Linked DNA regions of Mus musculus: region 2 is linked to region 1. The links are chromatin loops, found by intact Hi-C in ENCODE. Cell type or tissue: gastrocnemius. All regions are shown on one strand. Links, peaks and the distances in the headings refer to the core of each region. The heading gives the core; the rest is flanking DNA.

Region 1 (10,681 bases), core at 3,242-8,241:
CCTGGCCTAGTTCCACGCTCTGTGAGGTGGAACATGGATTGAATATCAGGGTGACAAGCGTCTGGGGCTTTCCTGTTCTGTAGACAAGGGGAAGGTTCAGTTTGAGTCAGGGAGCAGAGGCTGTGTCTAGGAGGAGACCCCCAGTCCCTTCCCCTTGGTGGTATTTTTATAGCAAGGCTCCCGAGCCTGTGAACCGTCCAAAAAACAAAACAAAACAAAAAACTCAGCAGGGCTCTTGTAGAAGTCAAGGGTTCCAATGGGGGCAGGGTTGGGGGGGGGGGTGGAGTTTTTTTGTAGCAGCCTGATGATATGCGGCCTGTGTCTCATTCTGTGGCTTGGGAGCAGCTGGGGAACCGGACCTTGTCCTTATGGCCCAGGCTGGGCTCTACAGAAGGAGGCAGGGCAGGTACTGGGCCAGACTTTTGAGGCTATGACATCTGTGGGAGTGGTAAGGGACTTTGAGGCCAGTAGGGCGTTGGGACTACTCTTGGGAATGTCATCACACCTCTGATGTCAGTGAGCTGGGTTCTGTGAGCTGAGGGGGACCCAGAGTTGTGGGGTTTGTTTTTCTTTGTGTTTGTGGACGTGTGCATGCTACTGCACACACGTGGAGGTCAGAGGACCACTTGTGGGTGTCGGCTCTCACCTTCCACCATGTGGGATTGAACCCAGGCTGTCAGGCTTGGCAGCAGGCACCTTAGCCACTGAGCCAGTTTGCCAGCCTCACCTAAAATTTTTTGTTTTTGTTGTTGTTTAGTGTGTTTGTTTGTTTGTTTGTTTTTTGGTTTTTCGAGACAGGGTTTCTCTTTATAGCCCTGGCTGTCCTGGAACTCACTTAGTAGACCAGGCTTGGCCTCGAACTCAGAAATCTGCCTGCCTCTGCCTCCCGAATGCTGGGATTAAAGGCGTGTGCCACCACGCCCGGCTTGTTGTTTAGTTTTTGTTTACCTATATTTATTTGCTTTTGGTTTCTCGAGACAGGGTTTCTCTGTGCCCCTGATTGTCCTAGAACTCGCTCTGTAGACCAGGCTGGCCTTGAACTCAAGAGATCTGCCTGCCTCTGCCTCTGCCTCTGCCTCCTGAGGGCTAAGATTAAAGGCGTGGGCCATCATTTCCTAGTTGACCCGAAATTTTGGAGCTGTCAACTAGCCCAGGTGCATGGAAGTACAGAGGAGAAATCCCAGAGGATTGCCTTGTCCAGAGGCACCTGTAGTTTCGAGAGATCTATGGGGGTGTAGAGAGCCAGGATTCGGCACTGGGTGGCTAGAGCCCCCCTCACTCCCCCAAAAAAGAGAAGATGTTAGCGTAGTGGGATCGGAAGGTCCTGAGGCACCAGGGATGGTATGGCTGTCGGGGAGTGGGGGGAAATAGGTATGCAGCCGGACAGCTGGAGAGTAGCGCATGCGTACTGGGGCCGATAAGTATGGCGCAGGACAGGTGAAGAGCAGCGCATGCGTACTGAGGCCATCCCTACCGTAGATCCTCTGGCTGCTGGGTGACCCATGTAGAGGAGACCACCATGGCTCTGGGTGGCTGCTCTGTGGAGCGGAGCCATGCCAGTTGGAGACCGTCCGTGGGGCTATGAGGTCCACTCATGGCTGTCTTGCCTGGTGACCTTGTTTCTGCACCTTTGGGAACTGGAGGGTGGTAGAGTGGTAGTAGGGGGTTAGAGGGTGTCTGAGGGTCTGCAGCTTGTTCGAGGTCAGTCCGCTGCAGCGCTGCCTAAGCACAGAGCCTAGTGGGAGTCAGGGCTGAGTACCTGCTACCTTCTTGGATGTGTTACTCTGGGCAGGTTACTTAACCTCTCTGTTTCCTTGTGTGTTTCCCATGTGTACTCGGGGCCAGCCGTGCCACCATGTAAGGTTGTTTGTCCTGAGCATTGGTGAGTGCACATGCAGGAACCAAGGATGAAATGCTCTGGAATGGAAGGAAGTCTGCATTCTCCTTGGAGTATGTATGAGTTCTCAACTGTGGCTTCAGGCCGGTGTCAGAGCAGAGGCCCGCCCCAGGTTGGTGCTGGAAGGAAGGCATTACTTATGGACTCCTGCAGGATGCCAAGGAGCCCAGGCTCTCAAAATGGTCACCAGTGACAAGTCCTAGATACGATAATAGTTCACTCTGGAGACCCATACTGGCCTGTGGCCCACACCAGCAGATCTCAAGTCTTCTGGGATAGAAAGTTTTTCTGGCTGGATCGTCCCCAGGGAGAAGGTTATAGGGTACTAGATTCTTCTAAAAGCTTTTGCCTCTTGCCCCCCCTGAAGGCTCCAGCCTCACCCAGCAGCAATGGAGCCCCAGGCAGACGGCACCTCATCTCCGACCAGGCCTCCTTTGAACTGGCCCCCAACGCCGCCCACCCCCTTGTCACTCTGGCTTGTAATTCATTCAGGATTAGCTCCCAGGCCTCTCGTGGGCCTAACTTCTGTTGTCTTGGAAACCGTGTCAACCGTTTGCTGGTTTCTGTGATTATCTGACAAGAGAAGGGGGGGTGCAGCAGGGACATGAAAGAGCGTAAGGGGAGACAGCATGGGTCTTAATGGAGCTCTCTGCGGAGGCCTGGGAGGCACGGAGGGGATGAGGTGCCCTCAGGCCTACAGCTGTGTGCCAGGGGCTCCCGGTGGGGGCTCTCACCACTTCCTGCCACTCTGGGGAGCTGAGAGAATCACCCCCTCACCTCACCTCACCTTTATTTCCTCTATCTCAGATCCTCTGAGGCCCAGAGACAAGGTGCTATTCTCTTCTCCCACCTCTCTGCTGGGAAAGTTCCCTTGTGGGCTTCTCCAGACACAGCAACACTGGGAGGCTGGGGGAGGCGGGTACCACCACTTGAGAGGAAGCTGAGTGTGTAGACCATAAGCCCACCCCAGGATGCTGGGAACTGGACGCCAGATGGGGTCAGGATGGCACCAGTGTGCCATTGTGGGCTGGCCTAGGGCCTTCTGTGCCTGACATTGCAGCCACAACTAAAAGATGAGAGGGGCACTTGTCTTGTGAAGGGCCCTCTTCTCCCCCTCCCCCGTCCCCCCATTGGCTCTGGCTACAGGCGACGACAGTCTCAGTGGTCCCAGATGAAGCACCCTCTTCCATGGGGTTCTCAGTGTGGTCTGGGATTCCTCACAGCCTCTGATGTCATGGCAGGGGCTGTGGTGGCTTATGCAGAGAAGAGGCCCCATGACCCCCTGCCTCCCAGGGCCTGGCCTCAGATATCAGGGCCTCTTCCACGCCACACTCAGTCCGTTAGCAGAGAGGGAGGAGCCCCACCAGGCTGGGCTCAGCTGGAAGGAATCCATCCCTTGATAGGGTGGGAACCACGCTGAAGAGAAGATAGGATGGAGATGTGGAAGCTGCCAGTTGGGAGGATAGTCAGCCTGTCTCTTGCAAGCTCTTCGGAAAGCCAGGTAGGAGGCCTGACCTCTGGGACTGGGACTAGACTCTGTCCTCTAGGGAGCCTGCCTTTGGGGTTTCCAGACAGTCTAGGTTGTGGGCCTAGAGCAGTCTTGGATCTCAGTGTGGAAGCTGGAAAGTCCTGCCTTGAGGGTTTACAGTGGGCCTGTGTAGCTGCCCCTTGAAGGTGGTGTGAGGGTCTGCACACAAGAGCCCAGCTCTGGTCACAGGAAGAGCAGCCCCTCCCTGGAGTGAGGGGCCGGTTAGATGCCTTTGGGGGGAGCCGCTAATGAGCCACATCTGATTTTTTATGAACCTCCCTGGTAAATTATTAATTTGGGCCAGAAATGAAAGTGTGGAATCGGATAAGCTCATGAATATTCATGGCCGAATCGAGCACGGGTTGATCAGTGGCTGGAGCGGCCAGCCAGGCTCCTGACCCAGATACAGGGCAGAGCTCTGGGAGCCTCCCCTCCCCCTGCTCGGGTTGTAGGTGGGGCTGGTGACTCACAACTCACACACAGTAGTGTCTCACGCTGGAATGACAGGAGCAGAAGTCTGAGGCCCCTGCCGCTAGTCAGAGCCATGCCTCCCCATTTCTAGATGAGGGTCCCCTCAGAGGAAGACCTTTGGGTCTGGGAAACTGATGTTAGGGCCACTGGGCCCTCCTACCTAAGTGTATTCTGCTAGGCTACTGTAGTAGCCAGTTGGCATCTCAGGCTGCTCCAACCAGACCGCTTCCTCTTACCTTGCCTGGCAACTCTGCCCAAAGGCCAGGTCTAGGGAGGGCTGCTTGGCTCTGACCTGCTACCTGGTTACACCTCTGTGCAGACTGTTTTCCTCACCAGGCCTCAAGGCTCAGCCCTGTTAGATGCTGCTTCTCCCCAGGCCCAGGTCTGTGAAAGTGGGACTCTTGGAGGACTCCATGAATTCAGAAACCAGATCTGGTTTTTTGTTGTTGTTCTTTTGTGGTTTTTGTTTTGTTGTTGTTGTTGTTGTTGTTGTTGTTTGTTATTTTTGTTTGTCTGGTTTGGTTTTTTTTCAAGACAGGGTTTCTCTGTGTAGCCCTGGCTGTCCTGGAACTCACTCTGTAGACCAGGCTGGCCTCAAACTCAGAAATCCACCTGCCTCTGCCTCGCAAGTGCTGGGATTAAAGGCGTGCGCCACCACACCCAGCAGAAACCAGATCTATTTTGTCGAATTCTTTTTGACACTTATTTTGTGCTGGGGGTGGGATGGGGTGGGTTTCCAGCCACCAGGCACCTGTGAAGGTCAAAGGACAACTTGCAGGAGTGTGTCCTCACCTTTCACAGTATGGGTCTCTGGGGTCTCTGGGTCCCTGCATTGAAACTTGGACCGTCAGGCTCGACATGAACCTTTCTCTGCGGAACCATCTGCTCCCCTGGCCCAAGAGTTCGGCTTTTGTTTTTGTATTTGTTTATTAGACAGGGTGTTATTTTTGCAACCTAGGCTGCCCTCAAATTTTCCATCCTCCTGCCTCAGCCTCCTGACTACTGAGATCACAGGCCTGCATCCCCAACTCCTGGGTAGCAGACTAGGATCTGGATCTGCAGATCCCCTGTTGGAAGGGCTTGGGCAAGTTGTTTGCTAAACTTCTTGTTTGCTAAACTGCTGTCTCCTACTTAGGATGTGGAAAGCTGGTTTGTTTGTTTAAAGCCCTGAAGGAGACCTCGTGTAGTGGCACAGGACTGTGATCTCAGGATGTGGGAAGCTGAGGCAGGAATTATTTCTGTGATGGCTGTCCGGCTGAGCTGGGGAGTACTCACAGCCTCACAGGCTGGCGCCTGTTATCCAGCCTGTTGTGGCCCCGGGCACCTCAGGGCCACCTTAGACTGTGTGGCTTTCTATTCCTCTCGGTACAGGCTTTGCCCCTCCCTAGGCCTGGGCAGGCTCCCTGTGGGTAGAACCAAGGAGTTTCCCCCTAAACCTCAGGTGGGGAGGGAGCCTGCAGAAGAGAGGGAGGTGTCTGGTGGTCCACTGTGAGCTGTGGCCTGGAGTTCACAGGCCAAGCTGGCCTCTGACCTAGAAAACCTGTCCGGAGAGGCAGCTCCCAGGCCAGATGGGGTTAAAGGTCAGTTCTGGGGCCTCTTCAGGGCCAGGGAGCTCTGAAGGTCTTGGTCATTGGTCAGTGTGACTGGCAAGGACTGTGGCCTTGGGAATATCCTCCGGGCCCAGAGTATGGGGAGAACTGCCTCCAGAACCTCACCTTTGGCCTTCCCTTGGCCTTGCCGATGACTGTGGCCGGCATCCACCTGCCCTGCAGGGTCAAGGGCAACAGAAGGGATTTTATTGGAAGCACAGAAACCAGCAAGTCCACTCGTTGGCTTTTTATCCAGAGTCAGAAGCCTTTGACTCAAGGCTCTGTCACCTCCAGGATGCCAGGGTGCAGAGGGGGCAGCCAGCCAGCAGGTTGGACCGGTGCGGTGAGCCGAGTGGGCAGGATGCTAAGCAAACAGCCACCAGGCAGCAGTGTCCCTGGCCTGGCTGGAAAGAGACATTTGTGCTTGGCAGCTGCCAGCCAGTTCTCGACACCTGGCTGTGCCAGGCCCAGGCAGGGGGAAGGAGTGAAAGTTAGTCATAGGTCTTGCCTCCTAGGCTGCAAGTTCCCTGGGCTGGATCCTGGGATGTTCCTGACTCCAGCCTAGAGCAAACCGGGAGGCCTTCCTGCAGGAGGTGGTACCCCATGCAGCTAATGAGTGTGGACTGGGTGTTTAAAGGGGTCACATGGGGACAGAGAGTGGTTTGCCTCTCAGGTGTCACAGCTGGGCTGGGTGCTTAGAAGGACCCTGTATCTTGCTAAAAAAAAGGCTCCAGGGAGCTGTGCCTTATGTAGTAAGGACTTACTCCTGAGCCCCCACCGGTAGGCACCCTTCCCAGGCCTCGCCCTAGGAGCAGAGCTAGATCTGCGTTGTTACCTGAGACCCAGCACCTGGCTTCATGTCCGAAGCTTTGGAAGCTTGTCATGTGCCACATGTGCATGTCATGTGCTTGTCATGTGCTTCTTGTTTCTGAGTTGGATGGTGGCTGCCAAGCTGGCCAGCGCAGTTAGAGATCAAGACCCCAGTCACTAGGAAGTATACAGAAGGCAGTGCTGGTCTCAGCCCTGGGGCAGGTGCAGACACTGGAGCTAAGGGTTCCTAGAGCTATTGGAACCTTAAGGAGACTCTGCTGAGCCTGAGCGCCTGGGTGTGTGTGTGTGTGTGTGTGTGTGTGTGTGTGTGTGTGTGTGTAAGGGTTCCTAGAGCTATTGGGACCTTAAGGAGACTGTGCTGAGCCTGAGCGCCTGGTGTGTGTGTGTGTGTGTATGTGTGTGTGTGTGTGTGTGTGTGTGTGTGTGTGTGTGTGTGTGTATAAGGGTTCCTAGAGCTATTGGGACCTTAAGGAGACTCTGCTGAGCCTGAGCGCCTGGTGTGTGTGTGTGTGTGTGTGTGTGTGTGTGTGTGTGTTCCTAGAGCTATTGGGACCTTAAGGAGACTCTGCTGAACCTGAGCGCCTGGTGTGCGTGTGCGTGTGCGTGTGTGTGTGTGTGTGTGTGTAAGTAAGGGTTCCTAGAGCTATTGGGACCTTAAGGAGACTCTGCTGAGCCTGAGCACCTGGTGGGTGTGTGTGTGTGTGTGTGTGTGTGTGTGTGTGTGTGTGTGTAAGTAAGGGTTCCTAGAGCTATTGGGACCTTAAGGAGACTCTGCTGAGCCTGAGGCTGGTGTGTATGTGTGTGTGTGTGTGTGTGTGTGTGTGTGTGTGTACACATACCAGGAACCTGACAGTAAACACTGGAGGGATTTGCAGGGACAGATCAGAGGTTACAGAGCCTGGCAGGTCCTCCCTGCAGGGGCAGGTCACTGTCAGTGGAACATGTTGAGAGCCTGGGGACACCGTGGAGGTACCCGTCCACAAAATGAGGAAATAAGGTTGGGTGTGGGCAGGAACCCCCAAGGGAGATAGTTTCTTTAAGGAAGGGGTAGGCCCACTGTTGTGAGTGGGTCGGCTTTGCCTCTTCCAGGTGGCCCCTCCCCCTCCTCTCCAGAGTAGGTTTGAGGCAACAGAGCTGGAAAGAGACCCCCAGCAGGGGTTCCCCAGTGCAGTAGCCCCTCCGCAATGCCATAGGATAGGTGCTAATAAGGTCCCAAAGGGGGACCCACGGGTCAGTGGAACATTCTGGGTGGGAAAAAAAATACAGGATGAAGACCTAAGGCATCCCAGGAGAGGAGGGTGGGATAACAGCCTAGAAGTGGGGAGGTGGGGGTAGGGGTGTTACCTGTGTGGGCTGGGGGTGTGGGGAAGATGTTTATACTTATGGGGGACTTGGATTGTAGATGGCGACTGGAGGGGTGGCTTCTGTGGATTCATTCATCTAACCTTAGCCTCACACTGAAGAAGAAAGTGTGCAGAGACTGAGCTGTCCGGGACAGGTTGTACAACCAGTCAGTCAGTGGTAGGGCAGGGTTTAAATTGTGCTGGTCAGATTGCAGATGCCTTTTCTAGCCTCTCAGCTTTCTTACCCCCACTACTGCAGGGTCCTGACCCCAAATGCATGGGCTCTCCGAATCCCTTTTTTCACGCATGGCCCAGAGCTCCATCTCCGTGGTGGGACACAAGTCCACCGAGATACTGACTCCTCTCTTGGCTCCCATGAGCCCACGTATGGCAGGCAGGCCTTGTGTGGACAGGGTTCATTTCTTCGAGTTGTGGGCCTTAGAGGCTGGTTCTCAGGGTCATTAAAAGATGCCATGTTCTGTCTGAGCCTCGTTGTCCCCGTAGCACAGTGGAGCCTCATACCAGCTGGGCGTGATGATGGCTTAACTCAGGCACTCAGAGATAGGTGAATCTCTGAGTTCAAGGCCAGCATGGTCTACAGAGTGAGTTCCAGAACAGCCAAGGGTACACAGAGAAACCCTGTCTGGAAAAACAATACAAACTTTGTGAATTCTGGGGTGTTCGATGGCTGTGTTCAGCACAGGCCCAAGACCAGAGCAGGTGGCCCAGAGGTAGCAGCTTCTGTCCCCCAGGAGACAAGGTTTCACTGTGTAGCCCTGGCTGTCCTGGACCTTGTATGTAGATCAGGCTGGCCTCAAACTCACAGAGATCCAGCTGCCTCTGCTCCTGAGTACCAGGAATAAAGACACCTGGCAGGTTGTGCACTTTTTTTTTTTTTTAAGATTTTATTTTATTATTATATCTAAGTACACACTGTTACACTGTAGCTGTCTTCAGACACACCAGAAGAGGGCATCAGATCACATTACAGATGGTTGTGGGCCACCATATGGTTTCTGGGGATTGAACTCATGACCTTTGGAAGAGCAGTCAGTGCTCTTAATCACTGAGCCATCTCTCCAGCCCCAGGTTGTGCACTTCTTGTCCGTAAGGGTCTGTGTGTTTCTGGGATGGAAATTTGGGAGAAATTATTCCTGTCAGAATTCCACCCATAGAAAAGAGACCACAGTAGGGACAGTGGGTGTTAGAGCCACTGTGTTCTCATCTCACAGTAGGGCAGGCCCAGCACCAAGCAGAAACAGGACCTCCATGGTCTCAGCCTCCCTTGAGCATAGTCTGGAAGAGACCATCCCACCTTGGTAGCACGGGAAGGCCCTGCCTCCCTCTGCCCGCTGTGACAGGCAGGCCCCAAGCTGAGTTGTTCTTGGAGGATGTCCAGCTGGTCAGAGAGCTGGCCTGGCTGCACTCCTTTGAGAGAGGAAGCTATCAAGGGCCGGCCATGGGAGTTGTAAGGATAAATGGCTCTCCCTAGCAGGCAGCCAGAACGCCTCTCTCCTGGCTAAGGAAGAACCAGGCCTGTGAAGGGCCCAGTGCCCACTATTCAGCTATAGCCCAGAGATGGAAAACCACTTGCCCGGGGGGTCACACAGCACTTGGAGGCCGGAGTACAACCAGGAATGCTCCTGGCAGCAGCTGTGCATGTTAGCAGCTCAGACATCCTTACTGCCCCTGTCACAACCCTGCTGTGCTTATCCTGGAAGCCACAGCCACCCAACCCATGAGCTGTCTCTTGTCTCTCCTCGACTGGACAAGGCCCAGGGGTCAAGTCGCAGGCGTGGCTGTGGCCTAGAGAGGAGGCCCAAGTTACACACCCCTCTCCGGACTACTGCGCTGATGCTAAAGGGTGCCTTTGAACAGTGCATACCCAGGCAGCTGCCCTCTTATGGCTTGGCTTGGATTGGAAGGGTTCGCTCCACCCCCAACCCCTAACCCCACCCCCCACCCCACCTCAGACCCCTTGGTGAGCCCCGCCCCCCAACACCACCGTAGAGCTCCCAGGGGTGGCTCAGCTGCCGCCAGGGTGAGCGGGAGCGTCCTGAGTTGTGGTCCCCCACCCCCGCAGTTCCTTGTGTCTGCTCTTGCTCTGCCCACCCCAGTGCTCCTGCGGGTGCAGTAAGCTTGGCCTGAGCCCCCAGCAGGCCGCGGTCCCCTTACCCTGCCAGCCAGTTGCTGGTCTTAAAGGTTAATCCCCACTCTGTAGCTGGATCCCAGCCCCTCCCGCCGCAGCCCTTTCCGCCCCAGTTAATTAAATCCGCTCGGCTATTGTCAGAAGAGAAACTCGGGTGTTTATTGCGCCTCCAGAATGTCAAAGGCTCGCACGGTTTGAAGACATGCTGGCAGGGAATAGCCCGAGCATATGTCTACGAGGCCGGGGGCAGCCAGGCCACTGCCACCTCCGCGACCTGCGGCTGCTGCTGCTCCGGCTGCCGCTAACTGCCTCCCAGACAGGCACTTGACAGGGCCTCATGTACCAGGAGAGCCCTGGCTGAGCCCCCGGGGAGATCAGCTCAGCTCATAAATATCCTGGTCCCTGAGACTGCTTCACCAAGAGGAATTTAAAACGCAGAGGAAGGAAATAAACACAGACCCTCCTCCTGCACCACAGGGTGGGGAGCCCCTTAGAAGACCCTGAGGGGGCGGCTTCCCCATCTCTCTCTTTCTCCCCTCCCCCGTATCCTTGTGTGTGTTCACGTTTTATTATTATTGGGCAGAAGCACATGGCTAATTGTGATTTTCCCCCCCTCGTGGAGTGGGGCGTGAGATGGATGCGTTCATTTTATAGGGATTTTTTTGTTGTTCTCCCCCCTAATAATAACGCTTTAAAGATGTTTGACATGTGTAACTAACAGCTGGTTTCCCGTTGTGGAAACTGGCCTTTTATTTCGAAGCAGGTTGAACTGTCATTAGTGGTATAATTAGGTGACTGTCAGCGTAGAGCAGAAAGCTGCTTAATTGTAGAGACGGCGTTGCGAGGGCTCCCGTCTTTTCATGGCTATATTTG
Region 2 (10,681 bases), core at 3,911-8,910, 63 kb before region 1:
GGTCTCTAACAGCGCGAGCTCTGGGAGGAAAGAGGGGTGTCGAAGAAGAGTTCTTCCCCTAGGTCGTCGTCCACCTACACCCTCACCTCAGCCTTGGAGCGGGATCGTTGCAGGTAGACCCAGATGAGAGAGCCAAGATGAAGCTACTGTGGGGAAGGTTGGGCCCCGAGTCCAAGGACAGGCCATCTTAGGTGTGACAGACACATGTGAGTGAAGCCATGGGACAGACAGACAGAGTGGAGAGCCCGTGCCTCCATGTCTGCAGCCCCTGAGCATGACGCTGGAAAGTCAGGACAGCCCCCCCCCCCCCAGAGCTCTGGCAAGCACACACCCAGCCCCGTGCCTGTGTGTGTTTAAATCCTATTTATTTGTTTTGTCTACATGTGTACTATCTGTATACCTGGCACCCACAAAGGCCAGAAGAGCATGTCTGACCCTCTGGAACTCGAGTTAAAGACAGTTATAAGCTTCTGTGTGGGTGCTAGGAATTCAACCTGGGTCCCATGGGCAAGAAGCCGGTGCTCTTTAGCCAAACACCTTACAGACTATATATATATATATATATATATATATATATATATATATATATATATGTGTGTGTGTGTGTGTGTGTGTGTGTGTGTGTGTGTATATATATGTATATATGTATATATGTATATATGTATATATGTATATATGTATATATGTATATATGTATATATGTATATATGTATATATGTATATATGTATATATTTATATATTTATATATTTATATATTTATATATTTATATATTTATATATTTATATTTATATTTATATTATTGCTTTGGTTTAGTTTTGAGTTTGTTGAGTCAGAGTGTCTCTGTGTAGCCCTGGCTGCCTTGGAACTTGTTCTGCAGAACAGGCTGGCCTCGAACTCGGAGATTCACCTGTCTCTGCCCCCCAAGTGCCAGGATTAAAGACCTGTGAAACTACCATATCTGGCCATATAATTTTAAGATAAGGCATCATTTAAAATTCCTAGGACTGTGGGAGTTTAGAGGAAAAGGTCCTGGTTCTGAGGACAGCGCCTTGCCACCCGTCCGTGGAGCGGGGAGAAGTCAGCCTGCGATCTGGCTGGAAGGAGAACACTCTCCAGGCTGAAATACCAGCCAGCCACCAAGGGGGCTGCTTATCTGTGGAAGACGAGGGATACTCAAGGACCAGTAAGGGGGAGGAAGGGACATTATCCTGAGGAAGTCCCTGGCCATGCAGAGAGGGCCCCACGGCTCATTTTTAATAAGGCCCCTGATGGTGGTGGTCAAAGGCGTATGGCTGCTTTTGCTTCCTCCAGAAATTCAACGCTACCCCAGGCTCCAGGCCAAGACCCCAGTGCTCCTACAGGAGCCTCAGGAGCAGCCAGCTATCAGATGTCCCCTAGCCCTTGCAGAAGGCCAGCAGCTTGGGCTGGCTAGTCTCAACGCTTGGGCATTCAGGGTAGGCTGGAACGTGATGTCTCCTGATGATGGGTGATTTGCAGGCGTGCCCATGGTCCTCCTGAGCTGACCCCACCCATCTCTAGGGTTCAGGGTTCCTTCAGGTATGTGGCTTTGTGAACTTGAGCTAAGCATGTGCTAAGAAAGACATCAGAACCTTAGCAAGCTGGCTCTGTGGGAACCCACATTTCCTTCCTAGTGACCTGTGCAAGGTCTGAGTTCTGACAGTCACTGGCCCCTGATTTCATGTCCCCAAGGCAGCCTTTGCCTCTGCCCTTGGGGTTCCCCTGGCTGCTGTTTTGTTGGGGTCCTAGGCTAGAGATACCAGAGGCCCACCTCCAACCCAGCTGGAGTCTCCATCAGGCAACATGAGTCAGGCAGGGCCATGCAGGGGCCCCAGGGAGCCCTCCACAACTCCATACTCCCCCTGAAGCCTCTGAATGAAGGAGCCCCAGGTCCCAGGCGATGTTTCTTTTAATTAGAGACAATTAAAGCCATCAGTGGTGGTTTGGTACCTTCTGGAGAAGGAAGCAGAGAGTGCAAGTGGAACCTAAAAAAAGAAAAGAAAACCCAGTGAATTTTTAACAGTGATTATTCTCCGGCACGTGGCGCGCTGCCATCTGGCAGGCTCACAGCCCGCCCAAGCTCTGTAAGGTGGGGAAGGGGCACCACTGGCTCCCACTGCCAGCTTGGTGCTCCCTCCGTGGCACTCCAGGGAGCCTGACCATGATGGAAGGCCACAGTGAGGTGGCCCTGGCCACCTCATCTCCCAGACCCATACCTGGGATTACCCAGTCCCTGCTGACCTGCACAAGGTGGCCAGCCCTCACTGTGTCTGTTGACAGCAGTTCCCTCACAGTTCCCCAGATGCTGAGGGCCACCTTATTCCAGTCATGGACCTCAGAGGCCGTGGGCTTTCTATTCTCAGGCGACCATGGTTTAAAATGAAGATGGGAGCTGGGACTATAGCTCAGATGGTTAAACTATTTGCCTAGCATGCACAAGGCCCTGGGTTCAATTCCCAGTACCACATAAACTGGATATGATAGGTATGCCTATAATCCCAGTGTCAGAAATTAAGGTCATCTTCAACTATATTCAAGGTCAAGGCCAACCTGGGCTACATGAGACACTCTACATCTTCAAAGAGAAAAATGGAGGCTGGAGAGCTGGCTCATCAGTTAAGATATAGTGCCCTCTTCTGGCCACTGTGGGTATTGCACTCATATGATACATATACATGCCCAGAGAGAGGCACACAAAAATAATCTGAGGAATTATGACATTGCTAATGGTTGGGGCCAGTTAGAGGCCCTGTGCGTTATAGGATATAGAGTGACATCTTGATTCATCACATGCTCTAGTATGGTAACTAAAGATGTCACTCACTTGGTGTTTCCTAGCAGGGGAGGGGGTACACAGAGTAAACTTGTTTTCTGTGGTAAACAAACCATCCTGTCTTCCTGTCCTTGTCTCTGAGTCCAGTCCCCTCCTTGTATGAATGCCAATCACATAGGACTCAAGGCTCTTCCTTCTGTACAAACCTATCTTGGTTGTTTGGTTGTTTTCCTGTCCTAGGGATGGGTCGCAGGGCCTTATACACACTTGGCGTGTACTGTAGCCCTGAGATACACCATAATCCTCAAATGTACGTCTATTAACTATATTATCACGAACCAACCCATTTTCACACAACCACTGCCTGAGGTTCTGGGGGCAGGTGCACAGATCTGCTGAGCTGTGTCCAGCAAGTAGCTCCAGGGCAGGAAGGAGGTGAAGCAGCCCAGGCAGCCTGGAAGGGTGGGCTCGTTTCAGGTGTATTGACTGGGAGCTGGGCATGAGATCTCTGGGGCCCCATTGCCCATTCTGCACCTTATAACTGAGACCTGTTGGTCATGGGGTAGACGTGGGGGTTCACTCATGCAGATCACAGTCTCCTGTGGCTCTAAGATCCAAGATTCAGAGGGCTTCCCTGATGACCACTGGGCTGTTACTAGAACCTCTGGTGGGCCCTACTTGAAATCCAAAGCCCATGCTGTGCTTTAGAGGGTAGCAGGCTACCTATTCTGTGGCATTGGTGCTGTGTGGGCAGCTGTGAGGTGGAGGAAGGAGCAGGCAGGGTACAGAGAGTTTCACTGAGACCTGAGGGCTGCTAAGAACACAGGAGACCTGCAGGTCTGGGTGGCTTACTGAAGATGGACAGAGGTATACCCAAGCAAACATGCAGAGGGTTGTTAGCCTGGAGTTTCTGTTGTCCTACCCTCTAATGCCCAGCTGTCAAACAGAAGCAGTCCAGGTAAGGTAGGCATCATGCTTGCTGGCATGACAGAATTTACCTTCTCATTCTCGTCCTGGCTTGTCCTGACACCCTCCCCTCCCCTCCCCTCCCCTCCCCTCCCCTCCCCTCCCCTTCCTTCCCCCCTCCACTCCCCTCCCCTCCCCTTCCTTCCCCCCTCCCCTCCCCTCCCCTCTCCCCCTCCCCTCCCCTTCCGGGAACAGTGAATGCAGAGGGACCTGGGCAGGAGGAACCCAGGGAGCCAACCGCAGCAGGGATGGTTAGACACTATTCCCAGCTTGTGGTACAGAGTTCTCAGTTTACTGAGCAGAGGTTTCTCAAGTCCCTGAACTCTTAGTTGCAACGGCACAGCACCCGTGGGCCCCTGTAGCTCAGCATCCGCCTTGGAGCCTGGACCACATGTTCAACACAAGGTCCAGGCAAGCATCTGTCTGTCTGTCTGTCTGTCTGCTTATTGACTCCCGTGAAGTCAGCAGGTGCAAGCCACCTGTACCCCCTCCTACAGGGAAACATGATACCCACCTATTCTGCACCCATAGCTCCTGCTGGATTGGATGGGCAGCCTTGGTCTCTGGCTGGGCACGAGGCAGGGGTTAGGGGTTAGGGTTTTTTTTGGTTTTGTTTTGTTTTGTTTTTTCAGTTTTACTGAGATCTAGTTCATATACTGTGAAGTCTCTCCTCCATTCCTTGGCAACAGGGCTGTAGCTCAGGCTGGCCTGGACCTGCCAATCCCCCTGCCTTGATCTCAGCCATGCTTGCATTGCTGATAGCGTCGTCACACCCAGCCTTCAGCATCGTGTTTGCCGGTCTCACCACGGCAGCATGTCTAACAGCTTTGTCCCTGTTTATGGCTCAGTAATACTCCACTGCGTGTAGCAGCACGCTTGTCTCTAGTTCTCAATCACTGTCTCTGGGGCGTAGGGTGGACACAGGTTTTCAGTTCTCTAAGCACTGAGGTTTTTAACTTGCTCACTTCCTGATAGAAGAGTTCCTGCTGACCCCGGGGAACACCGAGTATAGCGACAAGCTGGCTGCAGAAGTCCCATCGACACCACACACTGGACATTACCCAAGTCATACCCAAGTCATCACAAGGGCCATCCGCCTGCGTCTTTTAAAAACCCTGAGTTCCCACATCCCACCCAGGCACGCAGGCTCATGTAGCCCAGGCTGGCCCTGGGCTCGCTATGGTTGCTGAGGTGATCTTGATTTCCCAATCCTCCTGCCTCCACCTCATGATTGCTGGACTTACAGGATTATGCCCCCACGCTCATTCTGTGTGGTGAAGGGGAGTGAAGCCAGAGCTTCATGTAAACGTGGGTCAGTCAGGCAACCACTACAAAACTCCATTGTCTCTGACCTGCTCCACGGCTACTGCCCCTCCCTAAAGAGGAACATTCTCCTCTCCGTCCTGGAGACCCAGTAGGACCCGCCACCGCTGCCGCCTCCCTGGCTACCCACAGTAGATGACACAGCACAGTAGCAGTCCTCTGCTCTGTGTCCAATTACTCTCCCTGGGGACCTGAGGACCAATCTGCTGAGGTGACACTCCCACAGCAGGTGCAGTGGGGGAGGGGGGCGCCAAGGCCCCAAGGGAGAGCGGGACTGGGTGGGATGGGTGAGTCTGCCAGGCAGCTGGAGAGTCCCCCAGTCGGATTTTTCTGCTAGACACCCATTGGGAACGCCCCTCTTCCACCACCATTTTCAGCTTAAAGCCAAGAGCTCTCTCCACCTGCCCCTATAGTCCTGAAATAACCATCAGGTCAGCAGCTGGACTCCATGCTGAGCCAGCACTTGAGGGTGGGGGTGGGGGTGTGTGCAGGCAGAAACCACAGCCCAAGGTCCCCTCCCTGGATGACACTGCCAGAGTCCCTGCTCAGGTTTCAGTTTTAGTTTGTAACCTTCCCTGTTTCCCCGCTAAGCTGACTGCCTCAGATCTCAGCATCTGATTCATCTCTCAGGTCTGCTGGGTCCAGCTGCTCCTGACATTGGCTCTTCTTGAAACAGCCAGACCTCTCTCCTTTTTCCCATGGTTCCATTCAGAGGCAGCTGAAGAGAGCCAGACTTCCCAGGTCCAAATTCAGGCTCTGCACGGGCTCAGCCAGTGTGGCAGGTTTTCTTAGTCTGTAATATGCAGGCCAGAGTGCCCCCCTTCTTTTTGGATCTTTCACCAAGGATAAACCATGTATGAGCTACAGTTGGCTGCAGTGGAAAGAGGGAGTCTTGTGTCTCACAGAGAGGAAGAGGCAGAGGGGTAGGATGTGCCAGGAGGGTTTTGAGGGGTGTGTGGGAGTTTCTTGGATGCAGGCAGAAGAAAGTCAATCCGGTTCAAAGGGACCTTGTCAAGAACTGAAGTCAGTGGATTCTCCCCTGTGCTGAGGGACCATAGATGTTGCAAGAATCACAGAAAAGGCACAACAGGACACACCCACACACCCACTGGGTGCATGATTTGTGGCAGACTGAGACTGTGTTGTCCCCAAGGCAACACAGCTGGAAATAACACAGTTGGGATATGCTGTGGCCCTCTTCCCCTATGTCCCCATCCTTAGCTCTCTGTAGAGCATATCTGTGGGCCACTCTGGTCCTTGTCCCTACTTGGACTGGCGTCTCAAAACCCGGCCCTGGTGGGGCCATAACTGTCCAGCCTTGAGGTCCTAGGCAGGAAGGCTGTGGCTGCTCAGCCCGCCTCTCCGTTCCCAGCACAGATGGTTACGAAAGGCCTTTGTAAATGTTTCATGTTGGCTGCTGCTCCTACCCTGCTAGAGGATTGCCAGAACCTGCTAGAACCTGCCAGAGCACAGTGTCTGTGCCTGTGCCCAGCTCTGTCAGGTGAGAGAGAATATACGCACGACACGGTCTCTGCTCAGCCCCCGCTAGGATCCAGGATCAGCCCCATGCGGCTCCTGTGGCCTGGCACACTCCCCCTGCCTCCGCCCTGGGGCACACAGGCCACTGTCCCTACCTAGGAGCCTGGCACGGCTCCAGCTCCAGTTCCCTCCCACCTGGCAGGTCTTGGGGGATCCAGTGTCTCCGAGGCAGTGGGATGAGACCTGGGGCTGCCTGACTGCACACCTGAGAAGTCACTGGCAAAAGTGTCCCCTTAATTAACCGAGAGAGCAGCCAGTCCCCGAGTAATCTACCAGCAGGAGTCGGTGGCGGCTGCACTGTAAGTAAGGGTGCTATTGTGTGTGAATAATTCAGACCTCAGGGACGGGCCTCTGCTCCTGCCCTCCTGCCCGCAGCCTGCAGTTGCCTGGTGCCTCCCACGGCGCTCCGTAGCCTGTGCACCCAGGCGGCATGTGGGAGGGATACTGGACCCTAGCTATACCAACTTTCAAATGGGCAAACAGTCCTTAGAGAGATAGGACCTCCCTGGGGCTGCAGGGGACCCTTGGGCTCTTCTTCTGCATTGGGTGAAGCAGATCTGGATCCTGTGGGAGGAAGAGTGGCCACGAGCTGCGTAAGAAAGGCCGCTGGTGATGACCCGCTCAGCCAACTTATGGGTCATCACCGAGTGTCACCTGCCACAGTCCCCCGGCCTCAGACCTTGCTGAACCCAAAGTTCCTGTTTCTGCTTCTAATCTAGATATGAGTTAGCAGAGAGTTGAGGCAGGAGGATGGCTGGCCATACGTTTCAGGGCAGTCTGGGTTGATTATAGAGTGAATGGGAGGCCAACATGTCTGCACACCTGTCACTCACAGACAGAACCTGGCACCCTGGTAACAGAGACCACCGCTGTCTGTGTGCCACAACTGTTAAATATGACTGCTCACTTGGCACATGTTCATTTCCACGGATGGGGAAACAGAGGCACGAGCGGCTGAATAACCATGCTGAGCCACACAACTGAGTCAGGCCGGGAAGTTGGCTTCTCTGGCTCAGGGCCTCATGGCCCTACCCTGCTGCCCGGGTGGCCCTTTCCTGATTTCTTCTTCATCCCACAGAAGAGTTATGAGTGTGGGAACATGTGTGTATTTTAAGTATGTGTGTGTATGTGTGGGTGTGAGAGAGACAGAGAATTGTAGGGGGGGCATGAGAGGTGTGTGTGTGTGTGTGTGTGTGTGTGTGTGTGTGTGTGCATACAATAGACCAGAGGCCGTGATTTGGAGAGCGGGTGCACCCGGCCCCTTCCTTTCTTCACAATCCTGGGGATGGGGTATCTGCTGGCCCAAGCAGACCTTCAGGGAAGGGGCTCAAACTCCAGGGAAAACCGCCTTGGGGGAGGGGGACTAGTGCAGAGATGGAAAAGGCAGTCTCACCAGTCCGCCATCCCTTGAGGGTGGCATCAGGGTTCCCAGGAGCGAGGCGACCCAATTACAAGAGCAATTAAGGGTACGCTGACGCACAGCCAGCAGCCGCGGTGCCCACCTCGAGAGTGACAAGCCAGCCCGGCGGGCTGTGCGCGTTTTAATCCAGGGAAGGCTCCAGTGTTAATGGTGCGAGCAGGGCTCATTAGCTGTAATCCATCTGTCCTTAATGCGGTGGTGCAGGCACAGCCTGCGGGAGGCAGGCAGCCCTTGCAGGAGCTGCTGGCTGCAGGCAGGCAGGGCTGAGGAGGGGCTATATCCATAGCAGGGTGGGGCTTGCCCCTCCTCCTTACTCAGAAAATGAAGTAGACGCAGGGTCGAGGTTAGAGGGAAAGGTCGAGGTCCGCGGGAAAGGGCTCTTGCTCCTCTGTATCACTCTGACTGTGGAAACCTGGCCCAGAACCTTCCTTCTGGGTGACTGTGAGCAAGTTGCCTTCCTTTTCTGGGCCTGTGATGCATTCTGGGAAAACAAATGAGCCCAGAACATGGAATGTGTAGGTGGCGTCTCTCCCTTGACCCAGGCCGTTCTCCCCCTTATTTACAGAGGTAGGGTGGAGTAGATGCTGTTTAGAATGTTCCAGACGTGTGTCTGACAAGTGTGATCCCTGAGTTTCTTGGAACTCTGTGCATAGGGATTGCTAGTGGCACCTCCGCTGGGGAATACCAGGACTGCCAGCTCTCCTCCAGACTTCCTGCTCTTCTCCAGGGTCCTGGTACTGCCTGGGTCGTGTTGAAAGCATCTTGGGGATGGAAAGATGTCTCTGCAGCTAAGAGCGCTGGCTGCTCTTGCAGAGGACCAGAGTTCCCAGCATGGTGGATTGCAGCCATCTGTAACTCCAATTCCAGGTCATCTGAAGCCTTTTTTTTCCGACCTCTGCGTGTGTGCTAGGCCTGCACAGGGCGCGGGCGCACGTGCGCACGCGCGCGCGCACACACACACACACACACACACAGGCAGGTAAAATACCGTGTACCTAATATAAATAAGTGGACAGACAAATGGCGAAGAACCTCACGAGGAAGATGTTGGGTTGTAAATCAAAGATCCTGGCAGCTACCAGCTGCTACAAGAGGCAGAGAGGTGCCTCTCCTCGTGTATGGGCCCACCATGCCCAGGGCTCCAGAATCCCAGGCTTGGGATCCAGGAGGGAAGTTGTGTGGATGGTGGTCATTACCATGCTAGCCTCAGCAGACAGTTGATGAGCTGGTAGCTCTGGCCAGCCTTCACCTTCTGGCACTAGCCTAGCTCCTTAGAGCAGGTGGCAGACCAAAACTCCCACCACCTGAGGATTCTGGAACAAACCTGCACCAGCCACCAGGAGTCTGTGCACACATCTGAGTGGCCTGTGAGCTAGGGGATCTAACTAACAGGGCCATATCTGTCACTGACTGTTGCTGCCCCCTGCTTTGGCCTTGGTTTCCCAGAGGGAACATGGGGTGGGACAAGAGCGCCCACTGTGCCCCTTCTCAGAGCTGGAATCAGGAACCAGCCTCCCAGGTTCTGGCCATCGCAGACAAGAGGCATCTGGGCTGGAAGATGGTGTGGGAGGCTGTCGCCATGGTGACGCCTCCTCCCCGGGCCTGCTCCCTCACCCACTGGCTCTTCCTGCCTCCCCAAAGGTGCCTAGCAGACACAGAGAGGCACCCCACTGGATGCTACAGCCACCCCAGCAGTGACCCAGAACTAGGCTGGGGGAGTTGTCGCCGCCCGGCTCAGCCTCCTGGCACCGTATCCATCAATAGTGGGGCAGGCTCTGCGCAGTAATAGCGCAGGGCCTGCCGGGCAATTGATTTCAATCATTTTATAGAGAACCTATGTAAAATAAAAGGCCTTTAATCACATTTGTATCCATTTCCAGGCTCGGTAAATCAATTTGAATTGAGCTGGGTGCCATGGCCACAGCTGATTAGCGTGTGTATATATGGTCAGATGAATGGCACCCAGCCTGCGGGTGGGGGTGCAGCCATTACTGCCTGACACCCGCCCACGACAGGCCAGGTCCTCTCCTCCCTCTGGTGCCGAGTCTTTGTCCTGGTAGTCCCTGAGGCTGGCCTCTTCCTGGCAGCTCCCGTGACTGGAAGGGCCATTAGCTATGCCCCTGAAGTCCACGAAGCTAGCCTCCTCATGATGCTGTCCCTTGTGGGAGCTTCCCAGGGTCACCCTTAATGTGAGTGTCCATCCAAGCCCCTCTGAGAATAACTTGAGATTGGGGGCTTCTCTCAGGTTCCTTGGTTCCCCGTGGATAGCATGGCTTTTGCTTCCTGGAACTTGGGGGCCTCTATGGGCATCCTGTGTCCTGGGGATGAGGAGTGAGCCCAGAGCTACAGTGAGAAGAAGGGGTGAGAGACACGGGTGCTCTGAGGTCAAAGCGAAGGCTGGACCAGGTGGCAAAGGGCACCGGTAGTCTTAGGAGAGGGCATTGCAGGTGGCTGTGAGCCAGGATTGGAGGCGGCTGGGGCATGATCCCAGAGCAAGTATCTGAGGGCAGTGCTCTGGGCAAAGGGCACAGAACGAGAACAAAGGCCACACTAGCCTACACTGCAGATAAGTGAAGTTCAGAAGGTCCATGCTGGGGCATGGAAGAGGGACAGGAAGGCAGGGCTGAGCTAGAGGAGAGG

What was found. A loop is a pair of places that touch in the nucleus more often than their neighbours do. Peaks named below come from ENCODE experiments on the same cell type or tissue, not always from the same donor. Only the 100,000 strongest peaks of a DNase experiment are listed, where the experiment ranks them.
Region 2: a loop joins it to region 1, with 1.9 times the contacts of the local background. A loop is called at or near these places in 1 of 42 quality-filtered maps.

The regions. Positions count from the first base shown.
Region 1 is chr8:120,495,253-120,505,933 of GRCm38, forward strand. It overlaps a transcript of Gse1 not described here. Among named protein-coding and RNA genes, the nearest start is that of Gm51556, 10 kb to the left of the region's middle. In gastrocnemius, for the core only: a CTCF peak has its summit at 5,853; a DNase peak (open chromatin) is centred at 5,864; H3K4me3 peaks cover 1,052 bases; H3K27ac peaks cover 3,890 bases.
Region 2 is chr8:120,431,279-120,441,959 of GRCm38, forward strand. It overlaps a transcript of Gse1 not described here. Among named protein-coding and RNA genes, the nearest start is that of Gm51556, 54 kb to the right of the region's middle. In gastrocnemius, for the core only: no CTCF peak of the experiment used is centred there; DNase peaks (open chromatin) are centred at 6,593 and 8,173; H3K4me3 peaks cover 528 bases; H3K27ac peaks cover 3,295 bases.